Linked DNA regions of Homo sapiens: regions 1, 2, 3 and 4 are each linked to region 5. The links are chromatin loops, found by intact Hi-C in ENCODE. Cell type or tissue: endothelial cell of umbilical vein. All regions are shown on one strand.

Evidence for each region. A loop is a pair of places that touch in the nucleus more often than their neighbours do. Peaks named below come from ENCODE experiments on the same cell type or tissue, not always from the same donor. Only the 100,000 strongest peaks of a DNase experiment are listed, where the experiment ranks them.
Region 1: a loop joins it to region 5, with 4 times the contacts of the local background. A loop is called at or near these places in 12 of 110 quality-filtered maps.
Region 2: it touches region 5 in a loop (4-fold over the local background); 5 of 110 quality-filtered maps call a loop at or near these places.
Region 3: a loop joins it to region 5, with 3 times the contacts of the local background. A loop is called at or near these places in 8 of 110 quality-filtered maps.
Region 4: a loop joins it to region 5, with 10 times the contacts of the local background. A loop is called at or near these places in 10 of 110 quality-filtered maps.

The regions. Positions count from the first base shown.
Region 1 is chrX:13,100,073-13,104,072 of GRCh38, reverse strand. No RefSeq gene overlaps it. Among named protein-coding and RNA genes, the nearest start is that of FAM9C, 57 kb to the right of the region's middle. RefSeq lists a silencer at 929-1,223. In endothelial cell of umbilical vein, no CTCF peak of the experiment used is centred here; DNase peaks (open chromatin) are centred at 1,222 and 2,172; H3K27ac peaks cover 3,193 bases.
Region 2 is chrX:13,285,626-13,289,625 of GRCh38, reverse strand. All of the region lies in intron 1 of LINC02154 (long intergenic non-protein coding RNA 2154), which reads left to right. Among named protein-coding and RNA genes, the nearest start is that of LINC02154, 16 kb to the left of the region's middle. In endothelial cell of umbilical vein, no CTCF peak of the experiment used is centred here; a DNase peak (open chromatin) is centred at 1,595; H3K27ac peaks cover 2,723 bases.
Region 3 is chrX:13,159,614-13,163,613 of GRCh38, reverse strand. It overlaps LOC105373134 (a long non-coding RNA gene), which reads left to right. Exons shown (of 3, transcript XR_001755798.2): 1 at 1-1,192. Among named protein-coding and RNA genes, the nearest start is that of FAM9C, 120 kb to the right of the region's middle. In endothelial cell of umbilical vein, no CTCF peak of the experiment used is centred here; a DNase peak (open chromatin) is centred at 2,383; H3K27ac peaks cover 1,713 bases.
Region 4 is chrX:13,122,003-13,126,002 of GRCh38, reverse strand. No RefSeq gene overlaps it. Among named protein-coding and RNA genes, the nearest start is that of FAM9C, 79 kb to the right of the region's middle. In endothelial cell of umbilical vein, no CTCF peak of the experiment used is centred here; a DNase peak (open chromatin) is centred at 1,922; H3K27ac peaks cover 2,581 bases.
Region 5 is chrX:13,210,046-13,214,045 of GRCh38, reverse strand. No RefSeq gene overlaps it. Among named protein-coding and RNA genes, the nearest start is that of LINC02154, 91 kb to the left of the region's middle. In endothelial cell of umbilical vein, no CTCF peak of the experiment used is centred here; a DNase peak (open chromatin) is centred at 1,615; H3K27ac peaks cover 2,437 bases.

The DNA.
Region 1 (4,000 bases), 110 kb after region 5:
CATCTTGAATAGGGGCTGAGTAAAATAAGGCTGAGACCTGCTGGGCTGCATTCCCAGTAGGTTAGGCATTTTCAGTCACAGGGTGAGATAGGAGGTCAGCAGAAGATACAGGTCAATAAGACCTTGCTGATAAAACAGGTTGCAGTAAAGAAGCTGGTCAAAACCCACCAAAACCAAGGTGGCAACGTAAGTGAACTCTGGTTGTCCTCACTGCTCATTATACACTAGTTATAACGCGTTGGCATGCTAAGAGGCACTTCCACCAGCACCATGACAGTTTACAAATGCCATGGCAATGTCCAGAAGTTACCCTAAATGATCTACAAATGGGAGGAGCCTTTACTTCCAGGAATTGCCCACCTCTTTCCCAGAAACCTCAAGAATAATCCACCCCTTGTTTAGCATATGATCAAGAAATAACCATAAGTATACTCAGTCGGGCAGCTCATGCCACTACTATGGAGTGATCCTACTCCTATAGAGTAGCCATTCTTTTATTCCTTTACTTTCTTTCACTTTACCCTATGGGCTCGACCCAAATTCTTTATTGCATAAGGTAACAATATGGTAACTCTGTGTTTAAACTTTTGAGGAACTGTCAAACTGCTTTCCAAAGTGGCTCTACCATTTTACAATCCCATCAGCAGTGTAAAAGAGTTCTAATTTCTCCACATCCTCACCAACATTTGTTGTTGTTTGTCTTTTTTTATAATAGCCCTTCTTGTGTGTTTGATGAAATATCTCATTGTGGTTTTGATTTGTATTTCCCTTATGACTAATTGAGGATCTTTCCACGTGGGTATTAGCCATTTGAATAGCCTATTTGGAAAAATGTCTATTTAGAATCTTGTCCCTCTTTAGAATGATTTGTCTACCTGTTCACTTGTTTACCACCCCCCACTCCCCACCCTGCTGCTAATTTATAAGTTCTGTGAGGGTAGGCACCATGATGCTTTTGTTCGGTATTACATACCCACGACCCAAAAAACCATCTGACACATAGTAGAAACTCAATAAATAATTGTGGCTGATTGCATTAATGTCTTCTGTACTATGCTAATTAGAGCTCATGGAAATAAGATAATCAAGGGTCCAGGCACTCTAACTATAGCTCTCCACTCTTCTAAGCTCATTGGGTTGTTTTATGACCTGCTTAGACTTTCATAAGATCTGACTTGTGTTTAATACTTGGACATGTGCTGCCCTAGAAAACCTCTTTCTAATCTCAATATCAAAAGTTTGGCTTTCCAAGGAATGCTCTGTGTTTTTAGTCCACAAACAGGACATGCTTGCCATTCCTGTTACTGTTTTGCCTGTAGCTTTGTAGCCTTATTCTTCTGGATTCCTTACTATGTGAGAGTTAAAGAAAAAGTGAGAAGATGAGGAAGGTATTCTACATTTTTGTTCTTTCAGGTTAATGTGGCTGTAAAGAGAGGAATAAGATTAATGATAATCGCTCTCCTCTTTTTCTGACCTCCTCGGGGCCATCCAAAGTAGTTTGGAAAAGATATTGTAATAAAGCATTTTGTTTTGTTTTTGTTTTTGTTTTTTTTCACTCCTGAAGTTCATACCCCATCCCCACTCTTACTTAACTGCAGTGGCACTTAAAAGTCAATGAGATCACCCCAATATAAGATTAACTTTGTAGAATTCATGAATTCCATGAACCAAAGGAAAAATGGTTACTGGCTAGTTAAGACCATGTACGCACAATGCCCATTACTATTTGGTCAAATAACATATTTTTATCATTTCTAATGGCTACATAGCATCCCATTATATGAAAAATGATGCAATTATATGTTTATTGTTGAGTGGTGAAAATCCCATCTTTATTTTAAAAGTATATAGGAAAATAATGTGAAAATATATGCCAACTCTTAATATGGGTATCTAAGAATGTCTAAGGTAATGGATGGATTTCACTTTACTTTCTTCTTATTCATCTCACTTTAAAACTATTCTACAGTGGGAATATGCCAGTTGTGTAATTTGTAAAATGAAATAATAATGATGTGCAGCTATCAGTAAAGATATTCTGTGTCCAGAGTGAGCCAGTGACGCCTTGTGAGTCTGAACAGAGAAGCGCCTGCCTAGCTTCGTTCAGGTCTCCTCGCTCCTCCCAGGCCTAGCCTCGCCTTGTCCGCTGATCTGTCTGTGAGTCATCATTTGCTTTATTTCCCACCACACCCAGTCTCAAATGAATGTTCACTTCCTTCACAGCAAGTTCCTACTCTAATTGCCAAGGACTTCTATTTCTGTCTTCACAATGGGTCAAAGTTCAGACTACAGAAAATTAACTCTGTATTTTCATTAGCAGGGCTACTCTTTTCTACTACGCAGTTGCTATTAACATTTTCTTCCATGTAGATCTATGTAATTGGTGAAATCTGTCTGTCTCACAGTCCTGCAAATACGCCTTCTGCACATGCCTGAAAATTCCCCCTCCCCTAAGTAACTACAGTGATTTTATGAGCTCTCACTTTTACCATGAGAATGAACACCTTCTAATCTGATTTTATCCAAAAGAATGTCTCTCTGTTACTCTCTTATTAAAAAGTCATCTCTTATCAATGCTTCCCCTTCTACCTCCACCCTCCACCACCACTCTTTTGAGGACGTAGAGGTTTAAATTAACCTGCACTGTTTAAAATAATGAACTATTAGACATAACATAAAGATCCAACCAAAAGGAAGAGGCAAGGAGCAGCATGGCCAGGTGTTCAGAGCTTGGACTCTGATCCTGGACCATTTGGGGTTGAACCCCAAATGGCAAGTTAATTACCTTCTCCTTAACTCAGTTTCTCTGTAAAACAGGAGTAATCATACTACCTACCTCACAGGCATGCTGTTACAGTGCTTAGAAAAGTGCTGGGCACAGAGGAAGCACTAGGTTTGTTAGTTGTTAATATTTTCAAGCCTACAATGGAATATAATGTAGTCATTACAATGGGTGATGAAGATGCATATTTATTAGCACGCAAGCTGCTTCACAATACGGCATTAGCTCAAAGAAGCAGATTTCAGGATTTCAGGACAGTGGCTACAACATGATCCCATTTGAAATATACATGCATCATGTATGTATATGGATCTATGGACGAATATAGCACTGATATGCTAGCAGTGGTTTTTACTGGGTGGTAGAGTTTTAATTGATTTTATTCATTGATTAGTTTCTTTTTCCTTATTTTCTAATTTTTCAGCATTAATTATGCATGACTTTAGTATTGTTTTAAAATAAAGAAAATAATTCTCTACTTGCCTGGTTGAATCCTGTGGCTTCAGGGTTTCAGATCCTTTTTATATGGGAGGTACATAAACACCTACATTGTTAGGATTGTTTTGTTGTTTGTTTGCTTGCCTGTTTTGGGAATGAATTATATTTAGACAGTAGTTAATCACTTTGGTTTTAGTCTTTTTACAAATGTATGTTTCCTTAAGTATCTAGTCTCTCTCTCTCTCTCTTATTTTTTTTTTTGCTAGAAGGTATCTACTCTCATGGAAGCTTAAGGAAGCACAGTTCAGCTCAAGCAAGCAGTAGAACCTAGGTCTCTTGCCTCCTACTCCAGGCTTCTTCCAACTACACCACCTTTGATTAATAACCATTGATCCCTTATGTTTACCAGAGCCTGAGGTGCTCTAGTTGCCCATGAAGATTGTTAATTAGCTATAAGTTTTAAAAAACATTCCACAACAGGATTAAAGTAACAGGACTTTTAAATTCTTTTAGCTGAGAGGTACCAAAATGTTTGAACAACAATATTTGATTAATTAACATAGAAAATCAGGTCAGTCCCAATTGGTTTCTGTCTGCAAATAAAACTTAAATCATGCTGGTTGTACTTATGCAATGTCAGAATAGTTTGTCCAATTCAGGAAAAACAGATCAACTGGTTTGTTTGGTATTACATAGTCCAAATATCTGGATGCCTGGATTTTATAGAGGTTGGGGCTCAGAGAATGATACCCCAAAGTATCAGCTGTGGCATGCTGAGCA
Region 2 (4,000 bases), 76 kb before region 5:
AATAAGTTCAGGATGAGCAAGTAAATTTCCTCTTCACATAAACATATACTAACTGATTGACCGAGAGACTATTTTGAGTAAGATTCAAGTTCCGTTTTAAGGATTCTTCCCTTGATAGTAAATGTTAGCTTTTAAAATGTATGAGTCTTACCAAGTTGAATAAAACTTAGTTTCAGCCAGGTGCAGTGGCTCACACCTGTAATCCCAGTACATTGGGAGGCCGACGTGGGTGGATCCCTTGAGACCAGGAGTTCAAGACCAGCCTGGGCAACATGATGAGACCCCCATCTCTACAGAAAATTTTAAAAATTAGCCAGGCATGGTGTTGTGTGCCTGTGGTCCTAGATACTTGAGAGGTTGAGGAGGAAGAATCACTTGAGCCCACGAGTTCAAGGCTGCTGTGAGCCACGTTCGTGTCCCTGAATTCCAGCCTGGGTGACAGAGCAAGACCCTGTTTCAAAAACAAACAAACAAACAAAAAACAAAAACAACTTAGTTTCTAACCTCAGTAATAAACCAAGATTTATTTATAAAAGTAGGAGAATAATACCTGTCTCCCAGAAGGATATTGAGAGATACTGATTAAATTGAATAAGAAAAACATGTCTGAAAACAATTTGAATTGTAAAACAGCATACTAATATAACGTACTTTCTGACTCTCCAGTGAGTGTTGGCTATGATGATGTTAATGTTTTGCACTTAAAATATCCCCAGTTCTCTCTTTCCACTGTATTGTTATGATATTCTAGAGTAGCGCTTCTCAAATTTCAATGTACATACAAATCAACGGAGATTCTTGTTAAAATGTAAATTCTTATTCAGTAAGGCTGGGTTAAGACCCAAGATTCTACATATCTATGAAGCTCCTGAAGGCTGCTAGTCCGGCTTGTTTGAGGACCCCACTTTGAGGAGCAGAAGCCTTAATCAGAGGTTCCCAACGTTAGGTTCATCCAAAGAGTTTTCTAAAAGGTGTACCTAATCAGAACTTCCAAGGAAGAGGGTCCAGTTGGCTGTATGTCTAATCACTCTTCTTCTCCACGTGATTCTTAGGTGACCAGAACAATACCAGTAAATGGATAGTTACGGGGTTCAGGATATGCTACCCCCAAAAATGGCACCTTGGCATTTGAAATAATAGCAGAAGCAGGAAGGTTTCTCTTGGCTTTCTTTCACCGTTCTCCCCTGAAGCAGGCCATAAAAGAATTATCTGACCTTCCTCTAAAGTAGGCCATAAAACCTTCATTCCAGAGGTGTCCTTTCTATACCTGAGGAAAGGAATGTCCCTATCTCTGAAGGCAAAGGAACACAAAAAAGAATCTGAACAAACATGCCTTGCTAAGTTCCCTCTAGTTTATTACCATTAGACTGTCAACCTTAAATAATATGACTCAGAAAATATAATCAACTGTGCTTATTCGAGTTTATTTGAGTGCAAAGCTTGAGGATGGACACCCAGAAACACTGACTATAAAAGAATGGGTCAGCGTTCCAAAGTGGGAAAGTTAAGGTTTCACTTATATAGGCAGTTAACAGAGTTGCAACATTTTCCATACAAGGTCAATATATATGGTATAGCAGTTTGGTTGGTTATAGTTTGCTACATTCCAAGGTAGGTTGCTTTAGCATTCTGTGAGGAGGGGTGATGATCTGAAGGGGGTCTTATCTCTGGTGCCACAAGGCCTTTCCTAATGATTTGCAGGAAAAAGTAGAAGTTGCAGCTGCATGCTACATGACTCATGCCACATAGTCACATTCCTCTCAAAGCTCAAAATAATTTAAAGTTCCAACAGCTTTAAGTCTGAATGATTTAATTTTACAAGATCGTACCCTTTTGTCCCCCAATAATACTTATGCACAACTATCTATAAAAAGTTTGCCCTGTTTCTTTGAGTATTCATTTCTGAAGACTCCCATGTCGTGTAAAATTTATATTAAACAGATTTGTATGGTTTTCTCTCATTAATCTGTCTTGTATTATAGATGCCACAGCCATGACCCTTACAATGGGTGAGAATTTTTTTCTACCCTACAATGAATATTTGAATGTTCTACAATCTAGGTACTCAAACTGTGGCCCAAGTGCTGGTAGCATTAGCATCAACTGGAAGCTTGTTAGAAATGTAGAATCTCAGATCTCACCCCAGAATGGACTATGGACTCAGAATCTGCATTTTAATAAGATTCACAATTCACAGGTAACGTGTGTAATGTGTATGTTAATTCTAAGAAGCACTATTTTTAATTACATCTTATGTTCAAAATTCATTATTTCTCTCACTGTTTCAGAATCACCAAGAACCATAAACCGAGGATACTGCGCGCGCGCGCGTGTTTGTGTGTGTGTGTGTGTGTGTGTGTGTGTGTGTGTGTGTATGTAAGGGTAGTTATTTTAACAGATGTCACCCGAGCCTTTGGAGCAGCTTTACTTAGGATTACATTGATTGAGTGCTTTAGGTGTAGAGAATGAAACTCTGAGGACATGATCTGAAAGGAGATAGTGAAACAAGGAAATAGTTCAAATTCTTTGTATGTAACATGAACTGGAATTGAAAGCTGAAATAGGAGAAGAGATGAAGGTCAGAGTCCTTTCTTTAATATATGAATACATAATAATCATATTTTAAATGATTGCTTTTTAGTATAGAGATTTATACTTCCTCTTCCCTTGTCATTCCAAATGTTCATTCACTAAATTGTACTCTCATGTGAAAATGCTTGGGATATTTGAGGAAATTGAGTTAATCAAGTTTCGGGAATTCAAGTCAGTTTCAGGTCAATTACAAAGAGGTGGGTGGGGGTGATCTTAGCTGATGTCTGATGAACACCAGCTAGTTAATTCTATATAATCATACATAAAACAAACAGACTTTTATTCATAGTAGTTTGTAATGTATTCATATCCAGATTGCCCTGATCACAAATAAATTGGTCAAAGTGCTAGAAATATTACATAAGAAATAATTTAAAATGTTCCGTATGTACTGAAATATGTTGAGAAAATTTCTACCAAAGCCCAAGTTGTGTCCTAGTAGTAAAGTAGAAATACTGTTGTTGAAACATTGAGTGTATCATGGCTTGGAGCCCTGAGAAAGTTGCAATTTCCAAAATTGCTTGATTCGCTGAGTTAATTTAGTTATTAGAATAACCTGAGTCATTGCTAGAACTTTAACTAGAATAATGCATCTCGATTGAGGTTTTTTCCTCCTCCTTTACCTTCCACTTTCAGGAAAAAGAAAGAAAGTTATGACTAGCAAAGTTATTTTCCAAAGAGTTATTCCTAAAAACATATTTCAGATGACATTAACACCTAGTATGGAGTATTTTCCAAATAGTAAACAATGAAAATATCCCTGTTATTAGGAGAAAAATAGTACTTTATTTTAAGACGTACAGCATTTATCTTTACCAGTTAAGGTAAAGTATGCGATAACACATAAACCCCAAATCTCAGTGGCTTAAGAAAATAGAAGTGTATTTCCTTTTCATGTAAGGTCCAAAAGAGGTATTCCTGATAGATGGGTAACATTCCTCCAAGCGATAATTTTGGTACCCAGGCTTCTTGCATCTTGTGGCTTTGCATTTTTTAACATAGGACTTACAAGGTCACGGTGACACAGGATTTTTCACAGCCCCTTTGCCAGACTTGCAGCAGGGGGCACACCCTCTACACGGCCCACCGGGCCACATCTGGCTTGCATTCCGGCCTGTAACTCCTGCAGCTGCACAACTGCATCCTCAGCCCCTAGGGGGAGGGAACACATGAGTGAGTGAGTGTGGGGTCCAGCTGGCCACTCCAAGTGCCGACACAGAAGCAAGTTCCATGCAGGGCCTGCCGCCAGACCAGGCATGTTGCCCCAAGGGGAATGTGGTGGTACCCAGGCAGGGGTGCCTGTGACCCCAAAGCCCCAGAGTGGCTGTTACAGTGTGCTAATTAGCTCTTTTTGTTCTGCTGTTCACAGCCAGATGGACTGCAGTATGTTAGCAGCTAGTCAGCCTAT
Region 3 (4,000 bases), 50 kb after region 5:
TTGAGTTCTAGTCCTAGTTTTTTCTCAACTATTACCTTCTAAAAGCACTTAAATTCTCTGTGCCTCCATTTTCCTATATATAGAAGGAAGTGGGAGGGTTTGATGGTTAGCGGGCCAGATGCTTGCTGAGATCATTTCCAGGTCAGCAACCGCACTGTATTATGAAGGTTTTGGTGGCCCCATATTGGATGGGCATTATTTCCATTAACTACCAGTGAACAGTGCATTTGCCATGGGTACACGCTTAGATGGAACCTGATAATATACTAATTTGGTGAGGTTGGGGGTTGGGAGGCAGGGGAATCCAAGGTCTGATTTCCCCCAAGCAAAGTCTGCTAATGTTGTTCCTCTATGCTGCTTCTAGTTTTTTTGGATAAGCTAAGTGAATAGGGGTGTGTGCATATAGATATGCAGGATAATTTATCACACACATACTTCATTGGGGAACTGGCACCAGTTGGTACTTCCTGAGCAGCTCCAGTCAGTGCTTTCAGAGAAGAAAAAAAACTAACTTGTGCAGATGCCTTTACATGTATTATTCCACCTAATTCTCACAGCATCCCTTCAGGGTAGATCCCCTGTTTTGTAGATGTACACACTAGGGTTCAGAGTGATTGAGTAACTTGTTCAAAATGTGAACACGGATCCATAGGACTCTAGGGCCAAAGTACATTTCAGAGGACTCCACTTTGACTCACTCTACTGAGGCAGAGGGAAAAGAAGAAAATAAGGGGAAGAGGAGCAGGTGAAGAAGTGGACTAAAGGAGTTTCCTCTGCATGGTGCTGTCGCAGAACTACTCTTACAGATAGTGCAGCGCAGGTGTGGGTCAACAAGCTCCTTTCCTATGCTCCTTTGCCACGTTCTATTGCCTTTCTTTTGGGATTATCAGGTTTCCCAGGGCTCCCAGGCTTTCCTATCCCTCCCACTAGCACCCCATCCTGATGAGCCATTACCAATATTTCATGTTCTAGAATCATCTCGTCTTCTGATTCCTGCAATAGAAGCTTCCTTTTCTCTATATGGTGGATTCAGCTAAGTGGAAAGCAATCTGACTGAGTGGATCTATATGAGAATGTGAATGCCTAAAAGGTTCTCATTATTAAGAAGGATGTTGATATGTGAAAATCTGACAAATGCCATTGCAAACAGAAACTGGGTGAAGAAAACAAAAATTCAGGCTGTTGGGAGAAGGTGAGATATTTGGGGACTGAGAAATGTCAGGAGCCAGTCAGTAGGAAGTGGAGTGGATGTTCCAGCTACAATTCCATGGCAACAGGGGGATCTGAAAAGGAATCTCAAAGGTCCCTAATAAGTAAGGGGTTCCTGTGTAGGAGAGCATCTGTGTATTAAAAATAAGGCTGATCCCAAGCTGAAACAAAAAACAAGCAAATTGTGATATTGTGATGTATATTTGGTCTTTGACCCTGTTTCCTGGCATACAAATCCTAAAATCCTTAGAAATTCCAAAGTGTTGTCTTTTTGTACCCTAATGAGTTGACTGATAGCAGGCAGCCCCTAGGCAGCTTCAGGATGGGGGTTTGTCACCCAGAAAGACTAACTTTTAGCACCACTCCCAACCTCCAGGGAAGGGAGAGGAGATGTTGAGTGTATCACCAATGGCCAATGGTTTGATCAATCACGCCTAAGTAATAAAGCCTCTAGAAAAACCCAAGAAGACAGGATTCAGAGAGCTTCCAGATAGCTGACCACGTAGAGGTTCCTGGAGGGTGGTGCCCAGGGAGGGTATCAAAGCTCTGCACCCCTTCCCTCATACCACGCCCTACACATCTCTTCATCTGTATCCTGTGTAACATCTTTTATAATACATGAGTAAACATAAGTGTTTTTCTGAGTTCTGTGAGCCACTCCAGCAAATTAATTGAACCCAAGAAAGGGGGATTGTGGGCAACCTGATTATAGCCAGTCGGTCAGAAGCACAAGAAAAATAACCTGCAGCTTTTAATTGGTATCAGAAGTGGGGGTGGGGGCAGTCTTGGGGACTGAGCCCTCAACCTGTGGGATCTGACACTCTCTGGGTAGAGAGTGTCAGAACTGAATTAGAGGACATGCAGCTGATCTGCTCCTTGATGTGTAGAGAAATGCCCCACCCCCCCACCCGCCACACACACACACACACACACACACACACACACACACACACACACATATTTGGTCACAGAAGTTTTCTGCATTGTTGTTGAGTGAGGAAAAGTAAAAGCGCTTGGAGTGTGTGTGTGTGTGTGTGTGTGTGTGTGTGTGTGTTTCCACGTTCAGACAAATGAAAGGTGGAGCAGTGGTGAGAGAGAGCAGACAGTCCATTGAATTTGGACCCACAAAGGCCCCCTGCAAGAGCTGCTGGTGTTTGCTCCCAAATTGCAGAGTACATGAAGACAATGTGTTTCCTGCTTTCCAGGGCATAGGTTAGTACTCATGGCCCTGGGCCTGGGCATTCAGCCACATCTGTTGGCCCTGCCACGTACTCAGGGGTGGGAGGGGAAAGCAACTTCTGGGAATGGCTTCCTGTTCCCTGCTCCTGGAGCTAAGTCCAAGAAAAGAAAAAGAAACCAATTTCACCTTTTCCTCTAAACGTCATTGTTATTGACACAACCGTCTGCAATGATCAATTAAGCAAATCTGAAGACTCAAATGCTTTTATGCTTCTTATTTAAAAGTTGCTTAGAATTTATTCCCTAATTCCAGATGAGTTACCAAAAGAGAACGTTTAAGTGACTTCTCCAAGATCACTGGACAAGGGGGTGGGTCCAACCCCTACATACGTAGCACATACAACTGGCCTGATTGGAGGGACCATCCAAGAATCTTCCTCCTCCATATTCTCACACAACTCTCTGCCCCTTTGCAAGTGCCTACACTTTCCAGAATTGAGAGTCATTCCTCAGTGTCTTGAGAGTCCCTTTATTCAAGTCCAAATCCTAGGGCAGGAATTGCACTTGAGCTTTTATCAACAATTTACCTAGTGGAACCTTCTGCCTCATACCTCTTTCTGAGACAGATGTCTGGAAGCCAGGCCTTCTGGGGATAAGGCAGGAATGGGATGCTTCACCCTATTGTGGGAGAAGAGAAGACTGGAGATGGGAATTTGCCAAAAACAAACCTTGTTAGGGGCCTGTGCTGCTTCCAGCTGGATAGCTATCCCACACTGCAGCTTTATTAATTAATCTTCCTCTTGGGAGTGTGTTTTAAGTACCAAGCAATAAAATAGTCTGGGAGTTGACATGTTTAATTAAATTGAGGTTTATTTCAACTTATTTACTATCTTCACTGATTCTTTTACCTATCTCTGGTCCCCAAACATAAGCAGCCCCAAGGACTGGCCCTGGCTCCTTTTTTCTATACACTGTTAATTTGGATCACTCTCACTCTTTCAGGTTTAAGAATCACAATTGGGAGGCCATACCTCCCAAGTTTGTCACTAATTCAGGAGCCAACAAACTTTCTCTGTAAAGGGCCAGATAGTAAATTTGTCAGGCTTTGCAGGCCATGCAATCTATTGCAACCACTCAACTCTCCTATTGCAGCATGAAATCAGCCAAAGACCATATGTCAATGAATGGGCATGGCTGTGTTCCAATAAACTTTATGAACATTGAGATTTCAATTTCATGTAATTTTCACTTGTCACAATATATTATTCTTTGGATTTTTTTTTTCCCAACCACTTGACAGTGTGAAAACTATTCTCTAGCTCATGGACCTTAGAAAAGCAGGCAGTCAACCTCTGTTCTGACCAATACCTTTCTCCAAGTTCCAGGCCTCCTGCTCTCAAAAATGCCCTCAGACTTGAAGTTTCTAATATGAAAATTGCTCTGTCTTTTACCCACCCCACAAAACAGCTGTTCTTCTTGACTTCTTTGTCTTAGGATACCAGAATTCTCCCAGAGTCCCAGCTGGAACTCCAAGGGTTTCCTTGGTTTCCACTTGTCATCCCTTATGCCAAACCAGTACCCCAATCCCATTGCTGACCCACATGCAATGCAT
Region 4 (4,000 bases), 88 kb after region 5:
AGGCAGAAGTCGCAGTAAGCCAAGATTGTGTGTGTCACTGCACTCCAGCCTAGGCAACAGAGCGAGACTCTGTGTCAAAATAATAATAATAATAATAATAACAATAATAATTAATCTTGAGTCAAACAGAAATGACTTTTGCATCGTGTGTGTACCTACCTCCTCCAGGAGGGCAGCTAATTGAGAATAATGGGGTGTTCCTTCTTGACATGTCTACCACGGATGGAAATTTGAAGGGCAAAACAGAAGTGATTGGAGTTCTGAGCTACAGTTGCTTATAAGCAAAAAAGCACATGTCTGTATTTTAAGATGACTGTGTTTCTCTTCCAATCAACTTTCTTCAAAGCATTAATCACTGAAAACAAGGAAGATGTGCCAGTGGATATGCTTTTATTGTTGTTGTTATCGTTTTAAAGCTACATTTTTTTCTGTTCTGTGAATTGGCAATAAAACAGACATTGACTACCTTGACCCTTATGACATTGCAGATTTGCTTATTTGGCATTCTTCTTGTCCATTTTTTGTTCTTTCCTCCAGAATGCTGTGCTTTTATTGTTAGGCCACCCAGGGACGTCCTTGATCATGCAGGGTGTTGTGACATAGGCTTGTATTCTTGGGACTGCTACCCCTTAAGCCAGGGAAGGACTAGGAAAAGGTCAGGCCAGAGGAAACACAGATGTCAGAGATCTGAAAATTTGTGTGGGGCACTTCAGCTGGGCCAAGGCTGCAGCCTTCACCCTCCTGCATCCTCCTCCTCTTCTGACAAAGCCTTTATGTCTCAATGTCTTTTCAAAGGTACGGCAAAACCCAAGCACATTATCTGAAAGGGAGCCGACCAATGTTCCCTTCTTCCGTCAGGGGTATTGGCAGAGGCCTAGCCAAGTCTTTTCCAGGCCTGTGGGCGTCCTTCAGCATTCAGCAGCTGAGCGCTAATCAATTCCACTATCCTGTCTCCTGAAGGAGCAGAGAATTGGGAGTGGTTCTGAATCAATGTTATTTTTATGGAGTACAAGGGATGTTCCAAAAATGATTATGATTCAGATGTTTCTTACTAACCCACTCCCAAAATGCACTCTTGGGGCAGAAATAAATTAATTTTATGGTATCAAAAAAGATGCTCTGGTTAATAAACTTACTCTGAGTATGCAATCTGTCAGATCAACAATTAGATGATGGTTTAAAGAAGTCATAAAAAAAGAATCTCAAGTCTGAAAGCTCGTGTGCCTTGTGTTAAGTTCGTGCCACTAAGGGGAGGGATAAATGAATGTGGTGTTTGGAGAAAATTAATTTTGTGACTTTACAGACATTCCTACAGCTAAAGCTATTGAAGTTAAAGGGTATGTATAAGGTAATGGTTGAAAGGAATCTGTATATGATGTGACAAGAAAGACACAAAAGCTTAGAACATCTAACACAAAAGTAGAATAATTGCACATACTCAGAAAGCATACATGCATGTTGAAGATGCATGTTGCAAAGATAAATTCTACACTTAAAACAGTCCTGGGCTATGCATGAAATTCCTTCACGAAAAAAAAAAATTCCAACTACCTTTTTGTAGCCATAAAATGTACAAGCCAAAGGGCTAAAGAACTTTGCCACAAACACTTATTAGTTCTAGAATAAAAGTTCATGGTTTAGGAGGTTTCAGTGAAATGATTCGGTCAGAATATATTTCTTTGCAGAAAATGACTACTTACATTGCCAAACTCTTACTATGAATATGGTCAGTCTTTGGAGCCAAAATAAATAAATATAAGATGAGGGTCCACTACAGGAATTCAAACAAATAGGAAAACTTAGCTACTTGAAGTTGACACAGGAAGTCGACAGTTTCACATTCACAAACTAAACAGCCCTAGGAAATGAGAATGTATTATATACCAAAGACAAACACGAAAAAACATTTGCAGAATACCCAGAACAGTCCCCAGCACACAGTTTTGGTTTCCTGTAAAGCTGTCATCATAAACGCAGGAAATCTGGAGGTCTATTCTCCATCTGATTTTTAACATTATGTTTTATGAGAATGTTGCATTTGGCTGTACTTGTATGACTCTAATATGTATAACGGTAGACAAACTATGGCCTGTGAGCCAAGTCCTCCGGCCTGCCGCCTGGTTTTATACAGCCTGCAAGCAGAGTGGTTTTTACATTTTTAAATGGTGAAAAAAAATCAAAAGGAAAATAATATTTCATGACAAATGAAAATTAATTGAAATTAGGATTTCAGTGTCCATGAATAAAGTTTATTTGGAACATAGCCATGCCCAATTGTTTACATATTGTCTGTGGCTGCTTTTGAGCTCAAAGGGCACAGTTGAGTAGTTGTGACAGAGACCGTGTATGTGGCCTTCAAAGCCGAAAATATTTACTGGCTGACCCTTTACAGACAAAGTTTGCCAACCTCTTCTCTAATATGCAAAGGCCAGCAGAATCTGAAAGTGAACACCCAAAAGAACAATATGGAGAAACCAGAAGAGAGAAGAATGCACTCTTCTTGGTGAATCTTCCAAAGTGGCACTTGAGCCTCTCTTACACATCTGCACCGGCTCCCATGCTGTCCGGGCCACATCAGATCAAAGAAGGCAGCCCTCCTCACAAAAACCTCGCTATTCCTTCTGCTACTTGATCTGTGCAAAGCTCAGGTGTGGTTTGCCATTTGATCTGGAGGTTGGAATTAGTTCTTATTTTAGCTGATTTAGGTTACCTAGGTTACACCACAAATCAAAAATAGCTGAAATATCTGTGTAAATGAAAAACAAATGTACAGAGAGAGGGAGCAATCAATTTTCAGAAGATAGAGAAATGTTCTTTTGCATGGAGCCCCCATTGGTAATGAACTCCCTGGTGCTAAATGAAGGGAAGGAGGGAAGGGACTTTTGTGTCTCCCAGCAGGACCTCCAATCAGGCAACAGAATAGAAACTTTTCATTGATTGTAGGCCTTGGCAAAATTGAGGGTTGCCTGTTTGTACTGACACTTTGAAGTTCGATGGGTATTTTGGTAATAAACTCCCTTGTAACTTCACAGTAGTGAGATTATAATAACTTTGGGAGTTATCTCATTATATGTTTTGTGATTTTTTTTTTTGCACACTTTTTTTTTCTTCGAACTCTGATGAAAGTTTAGCTTCAAGGAATCATAAGTTCCAGAGGTTGATGAAACCAGTTATAGACCCTCACTGTTCCAAGTGGGTTCCATGAACGAGCAGCATTGGCGCCTTCTCAGAGCTTGTTAGAAATTCAGAATTTCAGCACCTCCCCCAGACTGGCTGAATCAGAATCTGTGTTTTAACAGGATTCCCAGATTGTCTGAGTATACATTAATTTTTGAGAAGCACTGGTGGAAAAAAGTGCATGAGACTTGGGGTCTTGGGGATCCAGTTCCAGATTGAACTGATGCTAAGTCACTGGTGACCTTGGGCAAATTTCTCACCATCTTTTTGCCTTGGTCATCTTCTCTTTAATGTGCGGCTAAATTCACTGTCTTAGTTCAGGCTGCTATAACAAAATACCATAGAACGGGCTTCTTAAACAACGACAACAAAAAATTATTTCTCATCGTTCGGGAGGCTGTAAGTCCAAGATCAGGGTGCCAACATGACTGGATTCTGGTGAGATCCTTCTTCAGGAGGAAAGAGGGTAAGACAACTTCCTGGGGTTTCTTTTATAAGGGCACACGTCTCATTCATGAGGTCTCTACCCTCATGACCTAATTTCCTCCCAAAGGCCCTACCTGCTAATACCATCACATTGGATGTTAGGATTTCAATATGTGAATTTGGGAGGGACATAAATATTCAGTTCATTAAAATCACCTTCCCCTACTTTTTGAACAATACTCTCGTCAAATGAGACAATAAGCATAAAACTGCTTGAAAAATTATTACCTCCACTGTGGTTGTGAGATATTAGGAATGGTAATGGCTAATATCTACAGAACCTCAACCATGAGTCTTGCTCTGTGCCGACTTCTGAAGATGAACTTTCCTTTCAGTC
Region 5 (4,000 bases):
GTTCATATATGATAATAATGTAATAATTGAAACTATATCAGAGAGCATGGCCTTATTATTATTTTTAATAATTTCTAGTAATAACCCACCTCAAATCATTTATCTTGTCTAAAAGGAGAAGGAAAATGAGAAATATTATCCTAGTAGGAATCAGGCTGAGAAAGAACGCTTTTTTTGAAATTTTAATTATAATTCCAAACTATGCTTCACTTCCTCCCTTGCTCCCTGTAGCCAACCTGGCATCAGTGTAGCCTTGCCATCAGCAGGGCAGTCTCACTCCATGGCCTTCACATTTGTTATTTCACCTTTGTGGAATGTTCTCTCTCAAACATCTGCTTGGCTCCCTTCTCCTTCTTTGCTCAAACATCTCCACAAACATTACGTCCCTGGATCAACTGCTATAAAGCTGCTCTACCACCGCCACCCTGGGCATTCCCAACCCTCTTCCCTTTATTCATTTTTTTTCCTATATCACCACTAGGGTCTAAATTCCATAAAGGCAGGGATTTGTGTCTGTTTTATTTGCTGTGCTGTGTTCCATGCCTAAAATGGTCCGCTATATATTATGCATTTAATAATTGTGTTAAATGATTGAACTGATTTTAATGCAGTCCAAGAAATTCATCCATTGGGCTAATGGACTCTTTTTAGCAGTAGTTTTCTCCATTAAGGCATACTCTTCACACTGATTTGGGCAGCAACAGGCCTGTGGGGAGAGCAGGCAGACGCAAAAGAGTGTGCACATTTATGAAGCTTTTATCAGAAAAACAAATGCCCAAAATGACTGTTTACTCTGATTTTTAAAACTGAGGTATAAACAGAGAGCCATGGACTGGGCATAGTGGCTTACGCCTGTAATCCCAGCACTTTGGGAGGCTGAGGCAGGAGGATTGCTTGAGGCCAGGAGTTTGAGATCAGCCTGGGCAACATAGTGAGACCCCCATCTCTATATAATAAATAAACAAGACTTTTTAAAAATGAATAAGCAAAAGAGCCATGTTGTGTAGTTTACAGTGGTTGGTTTGGAGAAAGAACAAAGAAAGAAGCCATAAATGAAGACTTTTGCATAAAGATAAATCCAGGTGGATACGTCGCTCAGTCCTGTGAAGCTGTCTTTGTGGCCTTTGGTTGAAAGCTGTTGTCGTCATTACGCACACCTTGGTTTAATGTTGAAAGGCAGAAATGAATAGAAATTGGTATTTAATCTGTACGTATAGCAGAAATCCACTGAGGTGGTAAACTAATTGAATCTCAGCACGCCCTTCATGCATCTACAGCAGGAAAAGCCTGTGTTAGAGAGAGATGAATACCTTGCTGAGTACTTTCACTTTATTCATCTTTATGAACTTTTCATAAACTAATTTTAATTGTCCTTTACCCACAAGCAATAAGGACTCACCACCCCCCTGCCCTGCTTGGACATGCTGTTATTTTACACTCATGCATTTGTAACTCTTGCCTAATTTTATTCCCCCTGTTCAGAAAAATAGAACAGCTGTTAGTCCCAGCTTCCTGGCTGTTCTCTCAGCTTCCCCTTCCTTCCTGTCCTTCTACTCCAGGCCCATGGTATTTCTCTTAAAGCAAGTTTTCAAAACATCAAGGTAGATAAAGATCTAGGAATCATAATTCTTGTATACTCCTTAAGCACAATGTTGGTTTTTTTTTTCTTTTTGTCTTGGATCCCATATCCCTAACAATGCAACTGTGCCAAGAATCCATTTGGAAAGTAAAGCCAAGATATATCCCTGTGCAACTAGCAGCAGATAAACAGCTTTCAGTTTAATCCTAATGAGAATGAGCAAATGGACACCGATACTTGGCTTAGTATTTCACCAGGATAATCCCTTTCCCATGCAGTGAAACTCTTCTGTGACCTATTTGTGTGAGTGTGTGTCTGTAGATATAGTCTCCCTTTATCCATGGGGGATACATTCCAAGATCCCCAGTGGATGCCTGAAACCCTGGATAACACTGAACCCTATATGAACTGTTTTTTCCTATGCATACATACCTATGATAAAGTGTAATTTATAAATTAAGCATGGTAAGAGATGAACAATAACTAAAAGTAAAATAGAACCATTATAATATACTGCAATAAAGTTAAATAAATGTGGTGTCTCCTTCTCTCTTTCAAAATATCTTTTTTTTTCTTTTTTTTTTTGAGACCGAGTCTCACTCTGTCACCCAGACTGGAGTGCAGTCGAGTGACCTTGGCACAGTGCAACCTCTGCCTCCTGGGTTCAAACAATTCTCCTGCTTCAGTCTCCCAAGTAGCTGGGACTACAGGTGTGTGCCACCACTCCTGGCTAGTTTATGTATTTTTAGTAGAGATGGGGTTTCACTATGTTGGCCAGGCTGGTCTCCAACTCCTGATGTCAAACGATCAGCCCGCCTTGGCCTCCCAAAGTTCTGGGGTTACAGGCGTGAGCCACTGTGCCCAGCCTCAAAATATCTTATTATACTATACTCATACTTATTTTCCAACGTTGGTTGAACATGGGTAACTGAAATCATGGAAAGTGAAACCCCAGATTATTTTGTATTTATTCTCCTAGGACATGAAGTGTTTAATTCTGGTAGTATTTAGAAATTTCTAGAAAATCCATTTGAATGTTCAAGTGAATGGAAGAATATGTCACACTTGTCTTTGGTGAAGTCATGAGTGTATTGGAGGATTTCCACTCACAAAGATGGCCTCCTTCAACCTAAATGGTAACACAACTGCCAGGAAAAATGTGGGGGGAATTTAATCCAGGTGCTCTCACCCAGCCCTATTTCAGTGGACTCCAGTCTTGCATACCAATTCAGAATGTTCAAGCTTCAGCTCTAGGGTTCAAATGAGAGTAGACACAAAGGGGCATCTTGAGTCCAGTGCCAGTTCACGACATCCAATTTGGGCCTGAGTCAATTACTGGTGGGAAGAAGTTGGCCAGTTCCAAGAGAGTCCTGTAATTAACTATCAATTAATGTGGTGGGAAATTTATATAGAGACCAGAATATGGAACTAGGAATCAGGATCAAAACTTCATTTTAAAGATACTAGATGTGAGACTTCCTCAGCAGATCCAAAACAAGGTTGGTGAGACCAGGGGCAATCTATGGGACAACTAGCTAATATTTCAGTTTGGGGATAAAATTAGACTCACAACTCTGGATATTTGGAAACTAGATTTGATTCTTCTCTGAATGATAAAATTAGCTTGAGGGGATGATTACTGAAAGTGAACGATTCAAAGAAATACCAAGAATTCACCAACAAACAGGACTTCAGGAAATTTGAGATATCTGATTAAATTTTTGGAAATTCTAGAAAGTTTATTTTATGTTGATAACCAAAAAAAGAACATTTTTTTTTTGCTAGTGGGTTTTAAATTTTTTTTATTATACTTTAAGTTCTAGGGTACATGTGCACAATGTGCAGGTTTGTTACGTAGGTATACATGTGCCATGTTGGTTTGCTGCACCCATCAACCCTTCATTTACATTAGGTATTTCTCCTAATGCTATCGCTCCCCCAGCCCACCACCCCCCAACAGGCCCTGGTGTATGATGTTCACCTCCCTGTGTCCATGTGTTCTCATTGTTCAACTCCCACTTATGAGTGAGAACATGCAGTGTTTGGTTCTCTGTCCTTGTGGTGATTTGCTGAGAACGATGGTTTCCAGCTTCATCCATGTCCCTGCAAAGGATATGAGTTCATCCTTTTTTATGGCTGCATAGTATTCCATGGTGTATATGTGCCACATTTTCTTTATCTGGCCTATTATTGATGGACATTTGGGTTGGTTCCACGTCTTTGCTATTGTGAATAGTGCTGCAATAAACATACACATGCATATGTCTTTATAGTAGCATGATTTATAATCCTTTGGGTATATACCCAGTAATGGGATTGCTGGGTCAAATGGTATTTCTAGTTCTAGATCCTTGAGGAATCACCACACTGTCTTCCACAATGGTTGAACTATTTACACTCCCACCAACACAGAAGTCACAG